Linked DNA regions of Homo sapiens: region 2 is linked to region 1. The links are chromatin loops, found by intact Hi-C in ENCODE. Cell type or tissue: endothelial cell of umbilical vein. All regions are shown on one strand. Links, peaks and the distances in the headings refer to the core of each region. The heading gives the core; the rest is flanking DNA.

The links. A loop is a pair of places that touch in the nucleus more often than their neighbours do. Peaks named below come from ENCODE experiments on the same cell type or tissue, not always from the same donor. Only the 100,000 strongest peaks of a DNase experiment are listed, where the experiment ranks them.
Region 2: a loop joins it to region 1, with 2.8 times the contacts of the local background. A loop is called at or near these places in 1 of 110 quality-filtered maps.

What each region holds. Positions count from the first base shown.
Region 1 is chr3:188,504,947-188,510,326 of GRCh38, reverse strand. All of the region lies in intron 5 of LPP (LIM domain containing preferred translocation partner in lipoma), which reads right to left. Among named protein-coding and RNA genes, the nearest start is that of LPP-AS1, 61 kb to the left of the region's middle. In endothelial cell of umbilical vein, for the core only: no CTCF peak of the experiment used is centred there; a DNase peak (open chromatin) is centred at 2,906; H3K27ac peaks cover 901 bases.
Region 2 is chr3:188,897,688-188,903,067 of GRCh38, reverse strand. No RefSeq gene overlaps it. Among named protein-coding and RNA genes, the nearest start is that of TPRG1-AS1, 47 kb to the left of the region's middle. RefSeq lists an enhancer at 1,598-2,797. In endothelial cell of umbilical vein, for the core only: no CTCF peak of the experiment used is centred there; DNase peaks (open chromatin) are centred at 1,247, 1,697 and 2,237; H3K27ac peaks cover 3,309 bases.

The sequences.
Region 1 (5,380 bases), core at 112-5,111:
GGAGCACGTACACATTTCTGCCTTAGACCCAGGGAATACAATGCAACAGACTGCTATGACAAGACTTTTACTTTGCTAGGTGGAGGCTGAAGAAAGTCTAAAGGAGGCAAGGAATAATGTCGTCTCAAGCTTCACTATTCTTGTCTCAACTTAAAAATCATTTCTATACCCCAGAATTCTGCTCATGTCTCATTTCAGGCTTTCTTATGAAATGTTCCTTTTTTCAAAAAATATTCAGAGTCAAATAATAATCAAATGTCTACTATTTACTCAGTGACAGTTTAGTACCTCGTATTAAAGAAATGAGACAGGCCCGGTGCAGTGGCTCACGCCTCTAATCCCAGCACTTTGGGAGGCCAAGGCAGGCGGATCACAAGGTCAGAAGTTTGAGACCAGCCTGGCCAACATGGTGAAACCCCATCTCTACTAAAGATGCAAAAAAAAAAAAAAAAACAACAAAAAAAAAATTAGCCAGGCATGGTGGCACACAACTGTAATCCCAGCTACTTGGGAAGCTGAAACAGGAGAATCGCTTGAACCCAGGAGGCGGAGTTTGCAGTGAGCCGAGATCATGCCATTGCACTCCAGCCTGGGCGACAGAGTGAGACTCAAAAAAAAAAAAAGAAAAGAGAGAGAGAGAGGAAGGAAGGAAGGAAGGAAGGAAGGAAGGAAGGAAGGAAGGAAGGAAGGAAGGAAGGAAGGGGACAAAAAAAAATGAAAAGTTGAATTACTCACTTCCAACTTTCCTTTTCACCTCTCCCTTGTTCCAATGTGAATGTTTTTCTTTATGGGACGGGTCCACTTAAGCCGAGTTTACAGTCTCTACTGTCAACTGCAAACTCTGTCAGTGCCAAAAAGAATCCCACCTGTTGTTCAAACTTAAAGTAAAATATATGCCTAACCAGGTTAAGATAGAAAGGATTAAACTGGATGTGATGTTTGACCAAGTCGTATACTCTTAGTTTTAGTGTCTTCTTATGAAATAAGGGAGCAATAATACCAACCCCACAGGGATATTTTGGAGACCAGGTGAAATAAGGTAGTAGAAATCATGTGTCCACTAGAATGCTAAGCATACGGTAAGTCTTCTGCACATGTTTTCTGGTGGTATGTTGTGTATAAAAGAGGATTACAGGATTATACTTGGTGTGTTATAAGAGAATTTGCAGCTATTAAATAAAAAGCCCTTGGTCTCAGGTGAAGCTAGATTTTGGTGGCCAAAGATACGTCCTAAAATAAGAAAATACTGGAGTTTTGAAAGGAAGCTAGCAACCTTTGAGGACAGAAGCACCTTCGATATCCATGAACATAAGATTTTCCTAAGCCCCCTCCTAGATTTACCAAATCTAAACCTTTGAAGGCAGGGCCTAATAATTGGCATTTAACAAACCCATCGGCCTCACCCCAATTCTTGTCCATGCTAAATTTGAAATCTGCTGGCCTAGAATTTGGTTGCCAGTTGCTAATCCAAGTGCTAACAATAACTGGAACAATTTAATTAAAATCCCACAACTCTGAACACATTAAAGAATTCTTTACTAATGTATTCTAACCCAATTCCAGGGGACAAGGAAAATACTTTTCTCTCATTCGACAGTTTCTGTGTTCTCACCCGCAGTGCCAACAGAGAAAACACAATCTACTTCACTTCTCCTCATCTGTCGAAATGGCAAAGACGTTTACCACCTCGAAGGAGTGCGAGTTTCCATTTACTGGTGTTAATAAAGTCTTCTGAGTGTTCTCATAAATCAACTATAAGTTGGCATTATTCATAGCACCCTGTTGGAGCTTAATACATATTCAATTAAAAAACAATGACAACAATACAGCAATATCCACAAATTAGCATTAATTATAGCAATGCATTATTCTCACCCTACTGCTACAATTTTGTCTAGGCAGAGCTGTTTATGTCTGGAGACTGTATAGTCCCTTTCATTAACAAAGGGCAATATTTGCTCATTGGTATCAACATTTCCTCTAGTAACATTCACATCACACCTGCTTCAAAGTCCTCATTTTTTTCCAAAGGATTCTTCCATTTGCCACATACTAGGACAGGAAGGATATGTATTCTCCCTGAAGAAAGTCACAATCCTGCCAAGCATCCTGGACTCTTCTCTTTCCCATAAGCCCCCTCTTTCCAAATTGCTTTTGATTCTTGTTCCCCTTCTCCATGGTCATGGCCACCACCTTGGTTAAGGTCCTTGTCTGCCTCAATGGACCCCTGAAGGTGACTCCAAGACACTCTGTCATCACCATTTCTGATCACTTGAGTACCACTATGTTATAGCAATCCATCTAAATACAGATCAAATCATTTTATTTACTAGCATAAAAGGCTCTTTATCGTGTCCTAATGATATAGCCTTAGATTGGAAAAATCTCCCAAATGCCATCACAACTATTAAAGAAAAATTATTTATTTGAATTGGGGGAGTAGCTATAAAGCAGTCAGGGAAACTTTTACCAAGGACAGAAACTGAAGCAAAAGGAACAGCTTAAGCAAAAAGCTGCAAAGCTATGTGTCTCTTTATCTTAGTTCAGGTTTCAGCCTTTTCCAGGGGGCAACGATCTGGTAGTTGGCCAAGTTCCCCACTAAATATGAAAGAACATCACCATTCCCTTCCCTGCCTTCCCCACCTCCGCCACCCATCCGCGCTTCTCTGGGGCACCACAGCTTATCTTGCTATACAAGGTTTTGCTGACTCTGGTCTCCTGTTCTGCATGAGCCTTTCACATGCATAGTTGAGGTTGAGGAATCTGTGCCTAGTGGGTTTGAGGTTTCATCAAGAGAAAAACGGGAAACTTATGTGATTTCACTGAGTAACTATTTTCACTACAAAAAAAAAAAATTCCCATATTTATTTTTTCCCCCTTTCGAAATGGCACTAAGGAAACACATGCCAGACTGCCATGAACAGAGGCTGTACTTTCCAAACAGTAGCAAGGACTAAAAATAGAAAAGCTTGATTTGCTCAAGATGTATATAACTTCCTCTCCCATTTCCTCTCCCCACCACCCTGAGTCAGTATACAGAAGCAGTGCACAATGAACCCTTTGCATGCTTACAACAACCCCAAAAGCATCAAAAGGGTGATAAGTATACAGACTTCATAGTCCTTTCCCAGAGAATTCCTATTGCACAGTCGAAGAAAGAATAGATCAATCAAGCCACAAATATCAATCAAGTAGCTATTCTATCTTCTCGCAATAAAATAAAGGTTATGGGCCGGGCGTGGTGGCTCATGCCTGTAATCCCAGCACTTTGGGAGGCCGAGGTAGGTGGACCACGAGGCCAGGAGATCAAGACCATCCTGACTAACACAGTGAAACCCCGTCTCTACTAAAAATACAAAAAATTAGCCAGGTGTGGTGGTGGGCGCCTGTAGTCCCAGCTACTTGGGAGGCTGAGGCAGGAGAATGGCGTGAACCCGGGAGGCGGAGCTTGCAGTGAGCCGAGATTGCGCCACTGCACTCCAGCCTGGGCAACAGAGCAAGACTCCATCTCAAAAAAAATAAAATGAAATGAAAATAAAGGTTATGGGTGATACAGAAATATGGGTTGTGATCCTGCCTTCAGGCAATTGCTAAAATAAATGAACAAGAAGGTAATGGAAAGAGCAGAGGCCTGGGAGTCCAGAAATCTCTAGTTGTGGTTAGGACCAGCTCTCCTAGTAACTGTGTCACCATGAACAGTTCACTTAAGAAATTTAGGCTCCAGTTTCCTCATCACAAGAAAGGGCAGAGGGGTTAGGACCATGTCAAATCTGGTGCTCTACGATTTGTGATTTTAAATAATTTCTACAAGTCTCCCATGTTATTTTATGATTCTGGCTTATAAAATAAAGTTTGGTGGCAAGATTAATGTACATGCAATGATTACATTACCCCACAAAAGGGTATATATTAAGTGGCAGAAAAAATCAAACAGCATTAATAAATCTATTTATTAACTGACTCATAGTAGCCTTTACTCTGAACCAGCAGTTGTTGGATACTCTACATTATCTTAATTAGTCCTCAAAATAACCTTCTAAAAATTGTTATTAATATCCTCATTTTTGCATGTAAAGATGGGAAATGCAGTGATAAGCAACAGAGCAGGGTTTCTTAGCCCTAAACCCTGGGCTCATGCCACCACATCACATGACTCAATCAAAAGACTGAGGATGCAGAGAAGAGAGAGATCAAGATGATCCAGTTGTCAGACACGTATGAGTAAAATAGTAGAGTTAGGCTTCTAAAAATGAGGATATGAGGGTTCATCAGGTATTGAGAAAGACACAAGAAAAATTGGCTTGGCATATGAAGCTGACAATGACGATATGAGCTTCAAAAGAGCAAGGACTGTATAAAAAGGACAGTGGGAGATACAGTGTGCTACATAGGATGAGGTAGGTCATAGAGTACTCTGAAAAATAAACCAAGAGGAGAAATTTAATGTGGAAAAGCCAAAGGAAGAAAATAATATTTTTTAAACCACTAAGTGGTTACAGATATGCAGTTGGAATGTGAAAAAGATAGAATGAAGGCAATGAGTAGGTTGTAACCCAGAAGATATGAACTAGGATGATGGGCAAGAAAATAAAGAGATTGAAATAATCCTGTAAGCCTTGGTGATAGATATACAAAGAAAGCAAGATATATCATCAATGAACACGATTTAGTTGGCAAGACTAGAAAATATAATGGTATGTCTAACAGAATGTAAGCCTTTGAGTAAGATGATGAGTAGAATTAGGGATACATTGAAAGTGAAAAGGCAGGTGTTATCTATGAAAAGATCTCATGGATAAATGAAACAAAACTTGTCAAAGGAAAACACAGTACCAAGTCACAAGCAGTTCAAATAATTAGATAAAGAAAGATCAAAGTTGATCTTATTAGAGTAGTGACATCTACTGAGAGAAAACGGAAGGTCAAAGTGAGAACTCTGAGTGGGAACCTAAATTTAGAGACAGGGAGAAAGGAGGAGGGGGTGGTAAAGAAGGGAGAAAAGGAATAGTTGCAGGCATGGCAGAGGAATTAAGGAAGTTAGTTCTGCTTAGTAAAAATCGAAGGAAGTGAAAGGGATTCTGAGAATATGGCAAAGCAGGAGGCACCACAAATCTGTCTTTCCACCTAGACAACGATTGCACTGCCACCATCTATATCAACAACTTATTTTGGAAGTCCAGAGTCTATTAAAGGAGTCTACTTTCTGGAGGGAAGCTTTAGATGGTAAGTTGTGGTTAATTTAGGTAAAGTTTACATCTCAGCACAATAGCAACTACCTATACCCCACCTCTTAGATCCTTGGCAGGCATCTGTGCACATGTACTTGAAGCAGCTTGCATACAGCTTACATGATCCAAGCTGGGCAAAAAGGACCTGTCTT
Region 2 (5,380 bases), core at 178-5,177, 390 kb before region 1:
ATCTCTAAAATGATTTTCAGTGAGAGTGATCTTGCTCCTAGGTGGCATGTGGCAATTTTTGGTGACATTTTTGGTTGTTAACAAATGTGGGGAGGCTGTGCTAATGACATCTAGTGGGTAGGGGCCAGGGATACCACTCAATGTCCTCAATGCAAGGATAGTCCTCACAATGAAGCATTATCCAGCCCAAAATATCCCTAGTGTCAAGGTTGAAAAACCCCACTTTAGACAACAGGTTTATGAAAGACTTTCTTTTTGCTTGTTTGTATTTTCTATTTTTTCTTCAATGAACATGTAGATCTTGCATAATTTTTTATTAATTTATTTTTGATTGACAATAATTGTGTATATTTATGGGGTACAATGTGATGTTTTGGTCTATAGATACAATGTAAAAAGAATCAATCAGGTTATTAAAGGCACATCAAGTGAGCACTTCTGAGAATGTTCTGGAGCCAATGCCAATATTTTTGCTATGCGATAACTAATGTAAAAAAGTATTTAGCACAGTGCCTCAGGTTTCCTTGCCACTACGGTCCCTTTCTCTAAACCTACTCCCTTACATTGGGTCCAAGGGACCTGCGACCCTACACCCCAGAAGTAGCAGATGATTTTCTCACTGGATGGCCCAAGCCTTCAGGCAGTGTCGTCTCATGGTATACCCAGCGAATTTGCTGTTAACTAAAATTTACTTTGTCACATATATGGCCCTTGGAGGCATCTTGCCAGAACCCAAAAGGTAGAGCAGGGGACTGACTAATTGAGACAGGGTTGTCTGTGCTCATCCAGAGTTCCAGTCTACTGCTACTCCATTTATGGAGCCATGTCTGGGGGGTTCTATTCATTGGCTCAAAAAACCTGTGCAAGGGAATGTTTCTTGTGGTAATCAAAGTGTGTTTACTTGGAAGTTTCATCACTTGAAGAAGTGGTTTATTGCTCGCACAGACTCCTCTGCTGTGAACATTAGATCTAATTAGTAGCTGAAATAGTGATGATTTAGCAAAGCTTCTGCATTTGATGGCTGTGGTTTCTGGGCCACCAATTGCAGTTAAAAAGAAGGCAATCATCTCTGCCATGGAATGAATCCTTTTTCTTAAAATTCCCAGGGAGCTGAAAGGCCCTGTGGGGGCTGGCTTTTTCTTTGACCCTAAAACTGGTGGAAACTCAGAGTTATGGAAATGACTCACACCCCGGGAAAAGCGTATCCCACAGTTGAAAGGGGCTTTAATTGATTTTCAGAGGGGTACTGCACCTCCTTGTGAATGCTCTAGCTTCTAACAATAATGGGAGGAAAATCTTTTTGAGAGGGATAGCAGGCTTTCTCTGAAGGTGGCACGGGACAGCTGATCTGTGCTGCCACCAGATTGATTGGGAGAGGCAGAAAGCTGAGGGTGATGACTGTTCAACATATAGCCTAAAGTGGTAGCTAATAGAGACTGAACCTAGGAGTTGGATGGGGCAGGGGCTTATTGGTTTTAGAAGGAGTGGAGAACATACTGGAACTTCATTCAGTCTGAAATGCTTGGATCAGACAATTTTGGTTATCTATCATCTGCCATACATGTGAGAGAAGGGACTTATCTGACCTTCCAGACGCACGTTTAAACAGTATCCTTTGTTTCCACTCTCTGAAGACATTCCCAGAGCTTAGGCTCTGCTTACTTCTTCATTTCCTCTGTGAGAAAAGTCACTACCAATCGTGTCTCCAGTGATCTAGTCTGCATGGAACACGGCTCTGAATCACTTTCCTTTCCTCAAACACCACTTGCTTCCCAAAAGGCAGAGCTAAAAAGAAGAGTCTGCAGGGAGGCAGAAGAGAGTGCTAATAGTCCAAAGGTGTGAGAGCTTGTTTTTGAAGGAACAGAACTCCTGAAGAAAGAGAGAATTTACCAGTCTGAACTGCTTGGCAGGGAATGTCGTGGCGACACTGCAGGTCTCAGGATGGCCGGAAAAATGTTGGCTCCTCAATGAGCAACTTTGGCAAGGTCCCTTCCAACTTGGATTTCAGTATTCTTTATTGCTTTTGTGAACAAAACATAACAACAAAAACAACAAAAATCCAAGCCAAAAGCCATTGCTAAACTTAGGGGTATTCTTGGGAATTTTGGGATTCTCACCCCTTCTATTTTTCTCCATCATAAGTGGTTATGATGTGCAGGAAGTCATTCTGTCCAGACAGCAAACTATAACAACAGCCTGGAACATTTCCATTGTACTGAGTCAAAAAAAAAAAAAAAATGAAAAGTGCCAGAGGAAGTAATATTAGTCAGTATTTAGTCACACTTAAAAACAATGGGATAGCTTAGGTTGGCTTGACATCACACATTTTCATCTGGTTATGGCCAAGATGAAGCCCTTTCAGCTGGCAAATTTTGTCTGGTGTTTGAAAAGATTTGAGTCCCCTCACTTCTCCCCACCCCATTACAATAAATAACAGAAAATAGTTCTTCACAGCCCTGGAGGAAAAAGATCTTGCGTACAAACTAACAAAGATTTGGGAAGGGTAGAAATGGAATGGAAAACATCTCAGAGGCAACGAAGGGCAAGTCCACACTGGTCTGTCTTCATCTCCTCCTGGAGAAGGGTAATTGCCTTGCTCCTGCTCTGCAACCACACCTCTGGGTCTCCATTTTTTACAGGGACAGCTCTAGAAAGAGGCCTCTTAACCCTTACAATCCCACACACAGACACTCATTCCCTCATTCATTCAAGTCTCCACTTGATATGCATTTATTCAAGGTCTGTTCTATACCTGGCACCATGCATATGGGAATAAGTAAAACCCAATTTGCGACCTTTAGGGCTTTAGTCTAGATGGAATTTTGACCAGAGGAAAAGGAAATTTTAGTTTCACATGACTATCCTAGTGTATGTGTGTTTCAAGTTGCATAGGCACACTTACGAGAGGCAAACACCTTCCTGGAGGCCAAAGAAAGGAGATTTCCTGGAGGCGGTAACCTGAGGGCTGGGTCTTGGAGTGCGGAATTGTTAAAGATAAACAAAGGCAGACGTGTTAAAGTGGTGAAAATAAATCTTGCACAGTAAGCGCTGACAGTAGGGAAAAAAAGCTCAGCTCTGTTCCCAATTGTGTGGAGGTAACTGGGTGTTTTAGAAGGAGAATGAAGGAGTAGGGACAGGGAGTGAGCTCAAGCAGTCAGGAAAGTGAACAGTTACAAAAAGTGGGTTGGAGGGCAGGTCAGTGTAAATGTGATGAAGCCAGCCGTGTCTGCTTTTTAGGAGTCTATTCTCCCATGGAGATTTAGAGACCAAGGCCCTATCCTTCCTGATGATTACCTTTCAAAGGAATGGCTTTGCTTTCAGGTCCTTGAGAAAGACACTCCTGGGTTGTAGGAGACACATACACATACATCTCAAAGTAACAGAGGAAAGATTTACAATTGCAAGCTCCTTAAAGTAAATTCTCTAAGAAAGAGGGAGACGGCGACCTCTCCTCAAGTCTCAGCTAGAAGATACAGTAAATTCTTTTTACAACTACTAAGTTTTTCAGACAGCAACTAAAAGATGGGCTAGGTCTTCCCAGAGATGCAGCCTTGGGTTGCCAGAAGCTATGCTAGGGTTGGTCAAGTCTTTTCCAGCAGGGGTTCAGGATGGAGGCATTATGTGCCGAGAGTTCTTTTATAATTCTCAGAAAGGAAGGGGAAGGAGCAGTCTACCCAGAGATGTGAGATCTGTTGGAGAAGGGTATGTACTTTAATGGCAGGTGTGTTGGGGAGAAGTGGGAATAGATAAGATAACCTGAAGACTTCAAAGTTTTGCTGAGGAATTTTGATCATGTCTTAGGGGTGAAGGAGAGACAGTAAATAGGATCAGGGGATCAGGGGGACAGTGGGGTCCAATTTGTGGCTTGGAAATGCCAGGCTGCCTGCAGTGGTGGATGGCTTAGAGATGGTGATGAGGGGGTAAGGACAGAACTGAGACTGGGATATAAGTGAGGACTCTGGAAGGGTTTCCTAGAGAAACAGAAGCCTGGACTAGGGTGTTATGGACCAAGCCCAAGTGAGGGAGAGAGCCATATTAAGGGGAAGGAAAGAATAGGGCGTGGGAATGAGAAAGAGGGATCTAGGATAAAATTGAGATTTGGGCGCTGGGTGACCCAACAGACATGCAGACTTTGTTGACATGACTACCTTGTCTTTGCTTTTTTTCTTCCTTTTCTTCCTCCTGTTTACTGTGCTCATCCCCTTTATTAGAGAATTAGGAGTGAAGGAGGCTGTCCGATCTGAATTTAGGAATCTTGCTTGTGGCACTTCATGCAGAATTCTCTACCACTATTAGTTTTACATCATCCTAGGGAAATCATGAGAATGTACTGACTTCCTAAGCAGACTTTGCAAGGCAGAAAGAGGTGAATGCTTTGCTTTGGACATGAATCTGGAGTGAACTTGAAGAAGAATCAATTTAATTCCATTGGATAATAACTTATTTGGGATAAGTATATCTAGCTTATCCAGGATATGCTAGAAACTTTGGGAGCATTTAGGTTAATAAGATAATTTTCTGGCCAGAGGAATCATGACAATTGCATAGGTATGCAGACATGTATGCAACTAAGGAATGATAGTTTGCATAGTAATGGGAACCCAAATGAGGGAATACTTATTTACAATAAAAAAGCAGTAAAGATTTCATGAAAGAAAGTTTTTATGAAAGATGCCGGAGGCAGAGAAGTGTGTAAAGAGGCAGGGGCAGTGTCCTGAAATTATGTGGCCCACACAGAGCTCTGCTCTCTAGTCCTTGTTTTCCATTTATCCATTTATCCTCATCTACATTTATCAAAGGAGCTGCTTCTAGGATTTTGTATTAAAAATGTTGAGAAGTATTTGGGCTTCTCTGTAGCCCTCTCTTGAGGCAGGCTTGTCCCCAGATAAACTGGTCATTAAGAATATATTGAGCACCTGGCCGGTAATCACACCGGTAATCCTAACACTTTGTGAGGCTTAGGCAGGTGAAACACTTGAGATCAAGAGTTCGAGACCAGCCTGGTCAACATGGTAACACCCTGTCTCTGCTAAAAACACAAAAATCAGCAGGGTGTGGTGGCACGTGCCTGCAATCTCAGCTACTTGGGAGGCTGAGGCAGGAGAATCGCTTGAATGCGGGAGGCGGAGGTTGCAGTGAGCCGAGGTAGCGCCACTGCACTGCTGCCTGGGTGACAGAGGAAGACTTTGTCTCAAAAAAAAATACATAAATAAAAGATTATATTGAGCGCTTGACTGTGCTGGAGAGGAAAATGGAAGGGCAAGGGAACATTTCTTCCCTTTCTTTCTCTGTAAACTATTATAAAATATATGATATAAATATAACACATATTATAATGTATAATAATAAAATGAATGCCTATGAACCCATAATGCAACTA